Regions from separate parts of the Homo sapiens genome. Here region 2 is linked to region 1. The links are chromatin loops, found by intact Hi-C in ENCODE. Cell type or tissue: mammary epithelial cell. All regions are shown on one strand. Each heading gives the region's core, and the rest is flanking DNA. Links, peaks and the distances in the headings are about the cores only.

Region 1 (8,424 bases), core at 948-5,947:
GGTGGGTGGATGACCAGAGGTCAGGAGTTCGAAACCAGCCTGGTCAACATGGTGAAACACCATCTCTATTAAAAATACAAAAATTAGCCAGGTGTGGTGGCAGGTGCCTGTAATCCCAGCTACTTGGGAGGCTGAGGCAGGAGAATCACCTGAACCCTGGAGGCGGAGGTTGCAGTGAGCCAAGATCGCGCCATTGCACTCCAGCCTGGGCAATAAGAGCGAAACTCCACCTCAAAACAAAACAAAACAAAAAACAAATGAAACTTCTAGAAGTGAAAAATACAATGTCTGAAATGAGAATTACATTAGATGAGTTTAGTAGATGGGATACTACAAAGGAAAATATCAGAATACTTGAAGACACAGAATAGAAACCATCTGAGAGAGAGAGAGAGAGAAACAAACTTGCTTCTGACTACCAAGGAGCATGGATCTTGGCTTCTCACTGTAAAAAAACAAAACAAAACAAAACAAACCCAACTGAAAAATGAAACAAAATATGTGAAACAACTGCTTTCAGACAATAGAAAAAAGGACTGGTCCTTAAGAGAAGGGAAACACAGGAAGTAAGCCCCACATTTAGTCTGACTTCCTACCTGGAGGCATATTCTAGGTCTTGGTACTGGGAGTAGAACCTCAGGCAAATCACAGAGATTGAGTTTAGGGAGGCTGCAGGGATTCTTTAAAGATCCATAAATAGTCTGGGCTCAGAGGCTCATGCCCGTAATCCCACCACTTCAGGAGGCCAAGGTGTGAGGACTGCTTGAACCCAGGAGTTTGAGGTCAGCCTGGGCAACATGGCAAAACCCAATCTGTATAAAAAATACAAAAATCAGCCGTGCATGATGGCTACTTGGGGGCCTGAGGTGGGAGGACTGCTTGAGCCCAGAAGGAGAGAGCCTGCAGTGAGCTCTGTTTGCACCACTGTACTCCAGCCTGGGTGACAAAGCAAGACCCTGTCTCAAAACAAACAAAAAAACAAACAAAAAACCCTGTAAATAGAACCACACATAGGCCGCATGCAGTGGCTCATGCCTGTAATCCCAGCACTTTGGGAGGCCAAGGTGAGTGGATTGCTTGAGCTCAGGAGTTTGAGATGAGACTGGGCAACATGGTGAAACCTCGTCTCTACCAAAAAATATACAAAAAATTAGCCAGGCACGGTAGCGTGCACCTGTGCTCCCAGCTACTTGGGAAGATGAGGTAGGAGGATCGATTGAGCCCAGGAGGCAGTGGTTGCAATAAGCCAAGATCATGCTGCTGCACTCTAGCCTGGGTGACAGAGTGAGACCCTGTCTCCCAAAAAAAAAAAAAAAAAAAAAAAAAAAGGTAAGTTGGGGAAAGAATCTTTTCAACAAATGATGCTGGACCCAAAATCGACTTGGAAAAAACTTAAATATGTACCTGCTGATATGACCCAAAATGAAGTATAAAACAACCTATGACGTATTCTAGCCAGAAACAATTAATTTGAATCCACAAAACTCCAGATCTAACATCCAGTTCATAGAAAATACAGGAGACTGGGGACAACCTATGAAAGACATCTCGAGAAAACAACCAAATAAATACAAAAGAGGCTGTACGTGGGACCTAGGCCTACTGTCTTTATAAGTGCCATGTAACTAAAGGAGGCTGAGTTTGGAAGACAGTTTGACAGTTTCTTAAAAAATGTAAACATAAATCTACCATATGACCCAACAATTCTACGCCTAGGTATGTACCCAAGAAAATGAAAATCTATGTCCACACAAATACTTGTACATGAATGTCCAAAGCAGCACTATGCATAACAGCCAAAAAGTGGAAACAATCCAAATGTCCATCAACTGATGAACAGACAGAGAAAATGTGATTTATCCATACAATGGGCTCTTATCCAGCCATAAAAAGGAAAGAAGTACTGGCACACACTACAACATGGGTGAACCTTGAAAACATTACGCAGAGTGAAAGAAGCTGGACACAAAAGACCACATGTTGCATGATTCCATTTATATGCAATGTCAGAAAAGGCAAATCTACAGAGACAAAAAGTAGATTAAGTGGTTGCCTAGGGTTGGGAGGAGAGAAGTGAGGGTGACTGTTAATGGGCACAAGGGATCTTTTGGGGGTGATAGAAATGTCCTAAAATTTAACTGTGGTGATGGTTGTACAACTTTGTAAATTCATTAAAAAGTTTTGCACTGTACACTTCAAACAGGTAAATTTTATGGTATATAAGTTATACCTCAGAAAAAGCTGTTAAAAAAGAGAAAAAAGGGAAGGGACAATGCTAGGTTAGCAGACAGAACACAAGGGACATAACCAGATGCAATACTTACCTCTGGACTAGAATCTGGTTTCAACAAACCAGATACAAAAGACATTTTTGAAACCAGATATTTTGAAAGATATTTTGAAATAAATGTGAGTATGGACTAGGTATAAAATGAAAATTTATTAATATGGAAAGTTAAACACAATTAACTGAGAAGAGTAGATTATAAAACAGCTAATGGTGCAGCTTCTATAGAAAAACAGTACGGAAGTTCCTTAAAAAATTAAAAATATATTTACCATATGATCCGGCAATTCCACTTCTGGGTATAGACACAAAATAATTCAGGCCAGGCCCAGTGGCTCACGCCTGTAATCCCAGAACTGTGGGAGGCCGAGGTGGGTGGATCACCTGAGGTCAGGAATTTGAGACCAGCCGGATCAACATGGTGAAACCCCATCTCTACTAAAAATACAAAAATTAGCCGGGCGTGGTGGTGGGCGCCTGTAATCCCAGCTACTTTGGGGGCCGAGGCAGGAGAATCACTTGAACCTGGGAGGGAGAGGTTGCAGTGAGCCAAGATCACGCCACTGCACTCCAGCCTGGGCAACAGAGTGAATCTGTTTCAAAAAAAATAGAAGACTTCAAAGTAGGGACTCAAACAAACATTTGCACACCCGTGTTCATACCAGCATTATTCACAATAGCCAAAAGGTGGAAGCAACTCAAGCGTGCGCTAATGGACGAATGCATAAACAAGATGTGGTCTATCCATACAATCAAGCTTAAAAAGAAAGGTGATTCTGGCCGGGTGTGGTGGCTCACACCCGTAATCCCAGCACTTTGGGAGGCCGAGGCAGGCGGATCATGAGGTCAGGAGTTCAAGACCAGCCTGGCCAACATGGTGAAACCCCGTCTCTACTAAAAATACAAAAAGTAGCCGGGCATGGTGGCAGGTGCCTGTAATCCCAGCTACTCGGGAAGCTGAGGCATGAGAATCGCTTGAACTCAGGAGGCGGAGGCTGCAGTGAGCCGAGATCGTGCCACTGCACTCCAGCCTGGCGACAGAGTGAGACTCCGTCTCAGGAAAAAAAAAAAAAAAAAAAAAAGAACTAGACAACAGGAGGGAATGGTATGCAAGGAATGCCAGGGAGGCCCGAGAGGCCCAGACTGCTGGTGTCTCCAGAGAAAGGGTACTAGTGAACATGCTGCACATCCGCCCCAATCAGAAACCTCTGACTTCTCCACCTGTTTCTCTCCCCAAAAGCAGAGGAAGTGCTGACCAGACCTACCTGACAGTTTATTTTTTTCCCAGGGAAATTATAAAAGGATATTCTAGTATATAAGTCAGTCTCTCATGCGTTTGGCTAGTATGAGCCACCTCTATGTACACCAACAGAATCAAATTTCTGAGCCTACAAAATGAGAACTGGACCTCATGACTTAAGTGACTATACAATGGTGCCATCCTACAGCCTTTGCTAGGTAGTCAGCTAGGCTTTCCCCAGGAAACACCCTCTTGTGGCCTACCATTAGATCAGCAGTCCCCAATCTTTTTGGAGCCAGGGACCAGTTTTATGGAAGACAATTTTTCCACGGAATGGGGGGATGGGGGATGGTTTCAGGATGATTCAAGCACATTACATTTATTGTGCACTTTATTATTATAATATATAATGAAATAAGTATACAACTCACCATAGTGTAGAATCAGTGGAACACTGAGCTTGTTTTTCTGCAACTAGATGGTCCCATCTGGGGGTCATGGGAGACAGTGACAGTTCATCAGGCATTAGATTCTCATAAGAAGCACACAACGTAGATCCCTCACATGCACAGCTGACAATAGGGTTAGTGCTTCTATTAGAATCTAATGCTGCTGCTGATCTGACAGGAGGTGGAGCTCAGGTGGTAATGTGAGTGATGGGGAGTGGCTATAAACACAGATAAAGCTTTGCTCACTTGCCCACTACTCACCTCCTGCTGTGTGGCCTGGTTCCTAAAAGGCCATAGACTGGTTGGGGACCACTGCACTAGATCAGACATTGTGCAGTAATTTGCCATAAGGCTGTTAAAGTTTTATTTTTTAAAAAGAAAAAGCACAAACAGAAGCTGGGAAACTTTTTGTTAGAAACTTAGAGTTCCTGTTATTTACAATACCGATTTTATAAATGCACAGAAGAGAGTTACACAGCAGATGTGAGACTGCTATCCTTAGGAAGGTCTGCTTCCAAGGCTGCCCCTTGCCTGGCATCTGGGAACTTGGCTAGTAACAGTTCTCTACACAGATACAAAATTTTCCCTAAATGATGGAGAGTGTCTCGCTGTGTCTAAACTGATGTACAATGTAGTTCATGCTGAAAACCTGCTTGCCTTCTGGGAGTCTGGAATTTTGGTTCATGCTAGGCAGAGGGTGCCTATGTGACCAGCTTGGGCACTGAATCCCTAATGGGCTTCCCTGGACACATGTTGCTGCATTTTCATTGCTGTGTGGCCCTCTCAGGGAGGGACAGATGTAGGAAGCCTGCACCCAGGCTCCTCCAGACCCCCCATGTCTTCTGCCATCATGATCTGGCTGTGACCCCTTACTAGATATGGTAATAATCTCAGCCTTGAATACAGCTGTATACTGGGACCCACTTGTCCTAGTTCTAGACAGTCTCTGGATTTGGGGTGGTCTTGGAGATCCCAAACACAAAAGTAGAGTATACATCTAAGCAGTTTGAGAATTATTTTTGAGAAATGCTACTCAAGACTGCAATATTTCAATTGTCCTCAGACATGGTAATCTTTGAAGGTATAATAATTTAAAAAAAAAAGTCAGTGCCAAGAGCCAAGTCTGAATGACAAAGAGGTATCAGGATTAGTAAACTCATAAATACTGAAAGAGGACAGGTTCAAAGTGGCAACATAAGCAGTTAAACAAAAGTGATATCGAATAAATACTGTATAGTTTCTTTCCTTTTCTCGGGTAGAGACAGGATCTTGCTATGTTGCCCAGGCTGGTCTCAAACTCCAGGGCTCAAGTGATCTTCCTACCTCAGCCTCCCCAAGTGCTGGGATTATAGGAATGAGCCACTGCACCAGCCAATACTGTATTGTTTCTTTTGAAGCAATTAGAACAGAAAATTTCCTGAAAGAACCAGGGTGGAAGACTACCACAGGCCCTCTACCAGATACTATTTGTTAACAAGGCAGACAAGAAGAAAGACTTTTTTAGGTAGTGGTCTCCTGCAAGGATGCCTTTTATAATTCTACCTCCGCCTTCCATACGTCCTATCCAGAAAACTTGCCTTCCAAACTGCACTAATTATCTCTTCCACTAAAATACAAATATTTAACTGCCAACCAGAGCTTCTAGTTAATTTTGCCATTTATAAGCTGGTGACTTCATAAAAGCCACTTCACTTCTGTAAGTGACTGAGCTGAGATTTAAACAGATTCAAAAATAATTTCTAGACCACCATCACTGCCTTCAAGAAAGGAAAGTATGAAATGAGAGTTATGTAAGAGGTGAAGTCAGCCCAGTCCTATTTTTGTAGCATATGTCACCATTTCCACTCCCCAGTGACAAGCACAAAGCCACCTAGAGCACATCCTGCTTGTCCTTTGGGGCATCTCTGTCATGTGCTTATAGTCACTCCTCTCCATCTATGTTATACTGATCTTACTCCAAGCCTCTTTCATGTTGCGCTTTGTAATGAATTTCCAACTGCTCAACCTTTCTGATGGACAAACCGCCCCTCATATCTTCCAAGAGAGACGACTGAGACATGAACTGGAGGAGGGGAGAGACGACTAGGTGGGTGAAGTGCATAGCTGGAGACTCAGAGCAGGTAGGTTCTTTCTGGGGGACACTCCAAAGGGGTGTTACCCTGGGTAAACCCAAAAGACTGTTTCAGACAGTATGGCTATTATACACTGCAGAGCATATCAGGTTCACTGCTGGCCACAGAACCACCAGCAGCTCCAGCAGCAGCAGTGCTAAGCAAAACAATCAATCTGGTTTCTTACAGGCCCTTGAATGTTGCCTGTTTAGCAAAACGCTTTTGCAAATCACTTCCAAGTATACAGGTAATTTGCATCCTCAGTGTCTTTTTTTTTTTTTTTTTTTACATTTTCCTACATATTTTCACAGGCTAAAATTTTACGGCTATACTCCTTGTGACAGCAGATCCACTGAGGGGGAAGGAAGCAAATGGTAGGCACTGTGGCAGGCTTGCAATAAATGTACTGATTAGAGGCGGGAATGAAATGAAGTACAGTGTGGTGGTGAAGACACTGAAGTCAGACTGCTTGCTATGTGAGCTTAAGCAAGTTATTTAAGTCACTGAGCCTCAGTTTCCCCATCTGTAATGTGATTATAATAACTGCACTTACTTCATAGACTGCTATGATAGACTACTGGGACATTTAACTGAGAAAATGCATGTAAGTGCTCATCCTAATACAAAATAAATGGTTTGTTGCTATTATTTAATTTTTAAACAGCCCTGCCGGTTAGGCATTACCATCCTCATTTCACAGATGAGGCAGTTGTTGCACAGGTGGTACCAGGATTAGAATCCAGAACTGCCCAACCCTGGGGCTCAAACTCTTCCTACCACCTGCCAGCTGAAAAGATCCCCCATGTTTTGTGACTTTCAAAGAATCAAAAGCCCCCTAGGTTTGACTATCTTAGGACAATGAAATCCTGTGTCTTCTAATAGTGATTATGAGATGCAGGGAAGCTCTATCACAAGAGGAGAAGGTGAAATAAACTGGTTACTAAGCTATAATAAGGGCCTCCCCCAGGGCTCCGAAAACAGACTGGAAGACAGGGAGATGGTTGTGGGGGAGGGGAATCAGCAAAAAGGCACAGATTGAGATTCTGGATAGAGCGGCATGTCAAGGAATCAGAAGAGCTGACTGACAGCATAACTGTACGAGCAGTCATTTTTACCACTCCAGGCAATAAAAACATGGAGTGTCTTTGTCATTAGGTTTGAGACTCCTAGCATTTGATAAGCAACTCTTGGAGATACATAATATCTAACAGATTGGAAGCAAAACTGACATTATTCTGCTGTCATTCAAAATAAACATGTACATCACATCCCACAGTCAGGAAAACAAACCTAAAACTTTGTGACCTGAGATTAAAAAAAACAAAAAAACAAACAAAACCCACAAAAAACCGCACACGCTGCTTAGATCTGGTCCCCAAAATAAATCATACCTTGAACATTTCCTATAAATTATCAATGTCTAGAGACAAGGCTTTTGTTAATGAGATAATAAAGTGAGAAAAGCTTTTGGTAGATAAGCTGGTAGAAAAGTTGATGGTAGATAAACACACTAATGTAAACTTGGTACTCTTGGTCATATTGGTTTTTTCCCACTTAAAACACCTGTTATGTTTTTTATTTGGCAAGGCAGTCATCGGGAGCCCTGACTCCTTTACACCCTTTTGTGAGTAAACTTCTTTGCAGTTTTACATATCCTTGTATGAGTTTCCTTTCATGGGAACACATTAAAAGCTTTGATAAGTCCTGCAATAAATAAATTTTAATTTAGCATTTCAAAACTTATCTGGAGGCCCTACAGTCTATGAGGGCATGAACTTTGATTTCACACCTCTGTCACTTGGAAGCTAAATGACCTTAGGCAAGTCGCTTCAATGCTGAGGCTCAGTTTTACGATCTGTGGAAGAGCGCTGGTTGCTGGATTATACACTACAGTACCTAAGAGCCGCAGCACATTGTAAGTCCCCAACAAACATGACTAAACACTTAAACAGAAGTGATCCCTTCTCAACATTCCAACCCAATCTTCATTTATATGGAGCAACATCCTACAGAACACCCCTGTTTGGGAAACAGAATTAAAGCTTTCAAGTCAAGCTATCTCCAGGTATACAAGGAAAAAACCAAGATGATCCTGATTTAGGTCCTTGTGCCTCTACTAAGGTGTAAAATTTTAGGCAAATTTCAAGTCTTTCTGAGCATAAGATTCCTTATTTGTAAAATAAGATACTACAGAGTTGAGATTCAATTATAAAGCATTATTACATAAATGTGTACTGTTTTGTGGACACTTCTTAGATGAGGTACGGGAATAAATGGTAGAATTAAACCATAGAGCGAGGGGAGGAATACAGAGGTTTTTCTAGGAGGCTACAAGCT
Region 2 (7,228 bases), core at 206-5,205, 270 kb before region 1:
GGGCTCTTCCTAAAGAATTCAATGCAGTGGGTAACAGCTTGGCATTGGAGTTGCAGAGTCCTGTGTTCAAATGGCTCTGCCCCCAAGAGCTGTGACTTCAGGTAACTACATCTTTGAGCCTCATTTCCCCATCTATAAGTAAGAGCTGCCTCGTCGTAAGAGTTGCCAAGAGGATTAAACGACACAAGTCCACACTCCCTTCTCTGAAACCCCTGGAGCCAGATGTGCTTTGGAATCCAAGACATTTTGGGTTTTAGAAAGGTAATACTGTGCAGATAACATTCCCGAGGGGTTTTGTACAATACCCTGTAATCAAATACATGAATACTCTACTACATGTATGAGTAATGTGAGTAGTACAGGTGTCCCTCAGTATCCATGGGAGTTTGGTTCCAGGATCCCAGGGGATGCCAAAATCCTCAGATGATCAAGTCCCTTATATAAAAGTGGTACATTGGTAAGAATTAAAGATCATAGCCTCATGCCACTTCAAGTCAAGTTGTGTGACAAACAGGTTCCTAAAAAGCTTTTGGTTGTCAGAGCTTGGTAGATTTCAGGGTCATGGGTAAGGACTGTGGGTGTGGATTTACCCATGCTCATCCCAATGCCCAACAGACAGCATCCTCCGCGTGGCCAGATGAGTGGCTCTTGTGGAAACTCAGGGCAGAGCTTCTCTTGCCACCTCGGCTTTACTGCAAGAATGTTCTGGCACTGCAGTGCCATATATACCTCCCTCTTAAGAACTGGGACTTTTCTTGGTGCCATAGAGCTCAGAGAAAACCAGAAATGAGAGACTGTCAAAACTGGCCTGGCCCTGTAGAAGTGTTTTTTTGGATGGACTCAATAATAAGCATATGTTAAAAATGTAAACTTACAAGGCAGGTTTCTATGAATAAACTACCAATTTTAGTGTTTTATCCACAGAAGATTTCATTTTTGAAAATCACCACTTTATGGGTATCTCTCCTCTTTAAGTGCCAACCTAAAACACTGCTCTCCTTTTGGTAATGATTCCCATCCTTAAAAAACCCAAATGTATTCTTTCATTCAACAGGTATTTACTAGGTACCACGTAGGTGCGCCAGGCTCTGCTCCCAACGCCAGCTTTCCATGAGGGCTTGCACCCCACATCCCTCCTCCAGACCCTTCAGGCACTCCAGTCTAGCAGCAGCTTTGTCCTAGACCAGTCATCTGACCCAGCTTCCCAACAAGGAGGTGAGAGATTGACAGTAGGGAACCTATCAGGCTCAATGTTACATCTTTAGTATCTCCCACGAGGCTCAGCACCCAGGAAGTGTTTAATGAATGGAAGGAGAGACAGAGGTGGGTCTGAATCCAGCTCTGCAATTTACTAGCTGTGTAGCCTTGGCCAATAACAACTTCTCAAAGCCTCTGTTCCCCTGTGTATACAATGATAATAAGAGGTACTTTATAGGGCAATGACAATGATTAAATGAAGCACTTTCACAACATCACCTGCACTGCAGGAAGTGCTCAGTAAGGGTAACTGAACGACTGGCCGAGGACTCCATAGGTGCTCCAGGGCCTGGGCTAGGGCTGGGCCAGGGACTTACCTTGGCAGTGCAGGTGGCCCTTAGTGGCTCAATGAGTCGGTCCACCCTCTGCAGGACAGGTGCAGGACACAGGGTGGCCAGCCGGGCAACCATGATGAAGGTCAGCATCTGCCCAGAGGAAGGAGATGGTTCTTAGTGAAATGGTGCAGGAGCAAGAGCAGCAGCCAGCCCTGGGAAAGAGCAGAGGCCCCACAACTGAAACCTGAAGCCCAAGTTCAGACCACCGTGAAGTCCTGCCAGAGTCTCTCCCTCTCTGGGTCTGTTTCCTCAAATGGTGACACTTTCTTTGCCAACTACACTTGGATGACCCAAGGAGGATCAGAAAAGCACCAGGGAGGGAGTCGTTCTCAAGCTCAGATGCCCACCAGTCAGGCAGATGCTGGGGATGAGTGAAGGGGGCTGCTGGGGCAGCTCTGGCTGAGTGTGGCCAGGTGGGAGTGCAAACATGTAGCTTGGGGCCACTGGATTGTTTTCAAAAGAAATCCCAATTTTCATGTAAAAAAAAAGTCTCGATTTTTAAATGTTGACACCTGATTTCAAAACCAAACAAAAACTTTTAACAACAACTAAACATGGCTGCAGGCCTAGATTCAGCCTGTAGGGGAATAATTGTCCTGTCTTTTGAAAATAGTCAAGTCCTCACAAAGAAGCCTTGCACACCATAAAGACTGGTTGTCTGAAATCCCCACGCCCTACCCATCTCCACACCCTGACCCCTAAGCCCCACAGCAAAGGAGGAGGCCCAGCCCACGGCAGCAAGGAGCAGCGGTGCTGGACTTCAGGAGCTATGACTCTTGGCTACTCCATGACCCTGTGCCCTAGAACTAGACAAGATTCCGTCTCCCCTGTGAACTGGGCGGTGTTCACTCCCTCTCTAAAGGCTCACTTGAAGACTTGATGACGCAAAGCTGTGGGCTCTATAGCTGTAACACCCACCCTCCTCACCCCAGGGGGTGGCAGCAGAGTGGACTCCAAGGCTGCACTGGTGCCTAGGCCCTGTCCTGCGCTCCTGGAGGGCAGGCATGAGAGGATATGGCCAGACTGGATGGAAGAAACAGACTTGCTCGATCCTGGAGAAAAATCCCCACAAGGTGGAGCTTTGGGCTGGCCCAGAACTCCTCACTCTGTGTCCTGGGGTCAGTAGCCCCACAAGATGCCTAATACCAGGCACACCCAGATGATGGAAGCTGAGTACACCCCTCCCGTCTGGAGCCTCCCGGAACCCTGTGGTGGAAAGTCCTGTTCAGCTTTGTGCGCCCCATCATTTTCCACTAGTTTGCATGGCATACACTGGAAAACCCAACCCCCTTTCTCAACCAAGATCTTGGGGCTGGAATCCCAGAGAACTTATGTTGTTTCTTCTTTTCTCTTTCTTGGGGGTTGGCAGGAAGCAAGAGTTTAAAGCAATAATAAAGCCGAGGGGGAGACAGGCAGACAGGAAGTGCAGGAAGGAGCGTCCCAGGAACTCCAAGTCTGGAGTGGTCAGAGGCACGCCCGCTGCAGGAGGTGCAGCCTCACCACGCGCATCGGATGCTTTAGCAGGAACATGCACTCCACCCTAGAAGCCCACCGATCACACCGTGGGTCACAGTAATGCACCAGGGTGTTCACAGCAGCATTGTCTGTAATTGTGAAAATGTGCAAATAACATACATGTGTAGCAGTGAGTGCAACAGAAATGGGAACTCCTGCAGCTGTTGACAGGACTGATATATATTGAAAAGCAAAGCAAACAACATACAGTAAATGTAAGTTAAAAGGCTGGGGAAAAAAACAGCATGTGTGTGATCCCATTTCTAGAAAACAGGTCTCATAAACTCATCTCCACAGCTTTGAGAACAGGGACCCCACCTCTCACATTGACCTTGGCGTGTTGGCACTCACTTAATACTGGCTGACTAATGAATGAGGGTCTATGTGCATCATCCCAAGAAACACACTGAGACAGCAGGCCTCTCTGGGTGTGGAGAAGCTTTTGGGTGATTATTACTTGCTTCTTTATTTGCTTTCATCTTGTGTAAATCTTTTAAAACAAGTATGGGTTACTTTTGATTACTTTGTATTAATTTTTCCTTATAAAAAGTGACTCACGCTTACAGTACATATTTTTTAAAGTTGTAATATGGGGCCGGGCGTGGTGGCTCATGCCTGTAATCCCAACACTTTGGGAGGCCGAGGTGGGTGGGTCACCTGAGGTCAGGAGTTCAAGACCAGCCTAGCCAACATGGCGAAACCCTGTCTCTACTAAAACATATAAAAATTAGCCGAGCGTGGTGGTGCACATCTGTAATCCCAGCTACTCAAGAGGCCGAGGCAGGAGAATCACTTGAACCCGGGAGGCGGAGGTTGCAGTGAGCCAAGATTGCACCAATGCACTCCAGCCTGGGCCATAAAGTGAGACTCCATCTCAAACAAATAAATAAAAACTTAAAAATAAAGTTGTAGTATAGCAGTTCCTTAAGACATTAAACACAGAATTGCCGTATGATCCAGCAATTTCACTTCTGGGTAAAGTGAAGAGAACTGAAGGCAGGATTCCAAAGGATATCGGAACACCTAGGTTCACAGTCGCATTACTCATAATAGCCAGAAGCTGGGAACACCCAAATATTTGTCCAGCGATGGATGAATGGGTAAACAAACTGGTGGTCTGTACATACAACACTGGGAAATTCTGACATGCTGCAACATGGATGAACCTTGAGGACATCAGACTAAGTGAAACAAGTTGGTCACAAAAGGACAAATACTGTATGATTCCACTTACAAGGGCAGAAACCTAGAGTAGTCAAATTCATAGAGTGTTGAATGGGTGCAGTTTTCAGTTTGGGAAGGAGAAAAGAGTTCTGAGATGGACAGTGGTGACGGCTGCACCGCAATGTGAATGTGCTTACTGCCACTGTGCTGTGCACTTTAAAATAGTGAAGATGGAGCCTGGCGCAGTGGCTCACACCTGTAATCCCAGCACTTTGGGAGGCCAGGGCAGGCAGATTACTTGAGGTCAGGAGTTCGAGACCAGCCTGGCCAATATGGTGAAACCCCGTCTCTACTAAAAATACAAAAAAAATTTAGCTGAGTGTGGTGGTGGGCACCTGTAGTCCCAGCTACTTGGGAGGCTGAGGCAGGAGAATCGCTTGAACCTGGGAGGCAGAGGTTGCAGTCAGCTGAGATCAAGCCACTGCACTCCAGCCTGAGTGACAGTGCAAGACCCTGTCTCAAAAAAAAAAAAAAAAAAACACTTCACCTGCAGATAGTAAGTTACTGAAGATAGTAACTTGTATTATTAATATTTCGCCACAATTAAATGATTTCTATCATATATGTGAATAAACTTTAACATTTAAAAAAATGATATAGAAAGATATAAATTGAAGAAACCGACGTCTCCACCAGCCCCAGACTCACTCTGTCTGTTAAGAAAATGGTCCTAACTTCTGGAACTAGCTCTTGCCACTCAACATTGGGGCTTGGAGCTCTTTCAGGTCACAACACGAAGAGATGCAGCTCGCTCCTCAATGCTGCTAGTATTCCACAGCTGAAAGTGCCCTGCAGGGTCAAAAATTTCGTCTGGGAATTTTTTTTTTTTTTTTGAGACAGGGTCTCGCTTTGTCGTCCAGGTTGGAGTGCAGTGGTGTGATCATGTTTCACTGCAGCCTCAACCTCCTGGGCTCAAGCCATCCTCCTGCCTCAGCCTCCCAAAGTGCTGGGATTACAGGCATAAGCCACCACACCTGGACAATTTTTTTTTTCTGGTTGCTGTGAAACCATCCTCCAAAGAGCCTGCCCAGTGTAGACTCCCACCAAAGGTGTTTGAGACACAGGTTCCTTTTCTTATCAGAAAACAACAATGCAGCTATTTTCATTGGGTGCCTGGAGTAGGGAGCAAGGACAAACAAGCATGGCCCCAATGGTGCCCGACTATCCCTTGGTACAGGGGCACATAGATCTGGCAGGGGGCTTGGTCTTACCCGGATGTCGTAGTGGTCCTTCAGCCCGTCCTCCACATGGTTCAGGAACTCACAGATATCCAGCTGGCCCAGGCAGCTCTCAAGCAGTGAATACATGCATTCAAAGGCCGCCTTCCGCACGTCCAGCCCATCGTCCACTGTATGTTTAAAGGGCCCCATCTCCACCTGCAGGAGGGATGAAGGTTGGTGATATGGCCCCAGGGTGTAAGGACACCTCTTCTAGCTTCTGCTACAAACCCCACATCTCTATTCCACAATCCATGCCAGCCCCAAATCGTGCCTTATACTCTCAAGTCTCCATGCCTTTGCTCAGCCTGCAGTGTCATTTCCCCCAAGTGATAACAGTGGCAATAAGAACAATTATTCTTATAATCTACTGAGCAGGCACTGTCTGAGTGGCAGGCACTGTGCTGACTGCTTGACTGATGACGTTTCATTCAAGCATCACAAATGCCATCAGAAGTAAATGTTACTGGCCAGGCACAGTGGTTCACGCCTATAATCCCAGCACTTTGGGAGGCCAAGGCGGGCGGATCATGAAGTCAGGAGATTGAGGCCATCCTGGCTAACATGGCGAAACTTCACCTCTACTAAAAATACAAAAAAATTAGCCGGGCATGGTGGCACGTGCCTGTAGTCCCAGCTACTTGGGTGGCTGAGGCAGGAGAATTGCTTGAACCAGGGAGGTGGAGGTTGCAGTGAGCTGAGATCGCGCCACTGCACTCCAGCCTGGGTGACAGAGCGAGACTCCATCTCAAAAAAAAAAAAAAAAAAGTAAATGTTACTGATCCCATTTAATGACAGATGAGGAAACTGAGTTGGGCAGGTTAATTAACTGAGCTGGACAGGTTAAGGATACACTGCTTGTAAGTGGCTGAACTGGAATTTAAAACCCAGGTAGGTTGGGCATGATGGCTGTCCTCCCAGCACTTTGAGAGGCCGAGGCAGGAGGAATTTGAGACGTCTGGGCAACATGGCAAAACCGCATCTCTACAAAAAAATACAAAATATTAGCTAGGTGTGGTGGTACACGCCTGTAGTCCCAGCTACTCAGGAGGCTGAGGTGGGAGGATCGCTTGAGCCCAGGAGGTCGAGGCTGCAGTGAGCTGTGATTGTGCCACTGCACTCCAGCCTAGGTGACACAGCAAGATCCTGTCTCAAAAAAAAACAACAAAAAAGACACCCAGGTCTTTCTGAAGCTTTCAACCATGAAGCCCTGTTTTAATGGTAAACACCTTTTCACCCTTCAAAGCCCAGCTTAAAGGGCCTCAATGCTGCTAGTATTCCACAGCTCAAACTTACTAAATCACCTTTAACCTCTGCCCCCGAATCCTTCCTTTACCAGGTGGGCTCTAAGTGAAACGCAGCTGCTCCTTGGTGTATGATGGGATTACATCACAATAGGTCCATTGTAAGTTGGCTTCCAGAAGCAATCCCATCATAAGGTGAGGAGCCTGCTGAACGCTACTGCTTTTGCACCATTGTAAAGTTGAACCATTGTAAGGCGGGGGCTGTCTGTAATCAGCAGAGTTGGCATCTCTGTCCTTTAGGGGGCCACGATGAACTCCTTGGTGGCAGAAACCCAGTCAGGCCCAACTCTGAGTCCTGGCACTTGGGCGCAGTGCAGATGTTCAGTGAACACCTGTCAAACATCAACATTTACTGAGCGCTGGCTGTGTGCCTGCG

The links. Peaks named below come from ENCODE experiments on the same cell type or tissue, not always from the same donor. Only the 100,000 strongest peaks of a DNase experiment are listed, where the experiment ranks them.
Region 2: a loop joins it to region 1, with 4 times the contacts of the local background. A loop is called at or near these places in 15 of 110 quality-filtered maps.

Annotation. Positions count from the first base shown.
Region 1 is chr3:12,558,429-12,566,852 of GRCh38, reverse strand. The region is part of intron 1 of MKRN2 (makorin ring finger protein 2); the gene reads right to left. It also overlaps a transcript of MKRN2OS not described here. Among named protein-coding and RNA genes, the nearest start is that of MKRN2, 5.6 kb to the right of the region's middle. RefSeq lists enhancers at 5,632-5,721, 5,902-6,081. In mammary epithelial cell, for the core only: a CTCF peak has its summit at 3,773 (motif pointing left); no DNase peak of the experiment used is centred there.
Region 2 is chr3:12,825,919-12,833,146 of GRCh38, reverse strand. It overlaps CAND2 (cullin associated and neddylation dissociated 2 (putative)), which reads right to left. Exons shown (of 15, transcript NM_001162499.2): 13 at 5,543-5,707; 14 at 1,575-1,682. Among named protein-coding and RNA genes, the nearest start is that of SNORA7A, 11 kb to the left of the region's middle. RefSeq lists an enhancer at 2,076-3,024. In mammary epithelial cell, for the core only: CTCF peaks have their summits at 2,166 and 2,659 (motif pointing right); no DNase peak of the experiment used is centred there.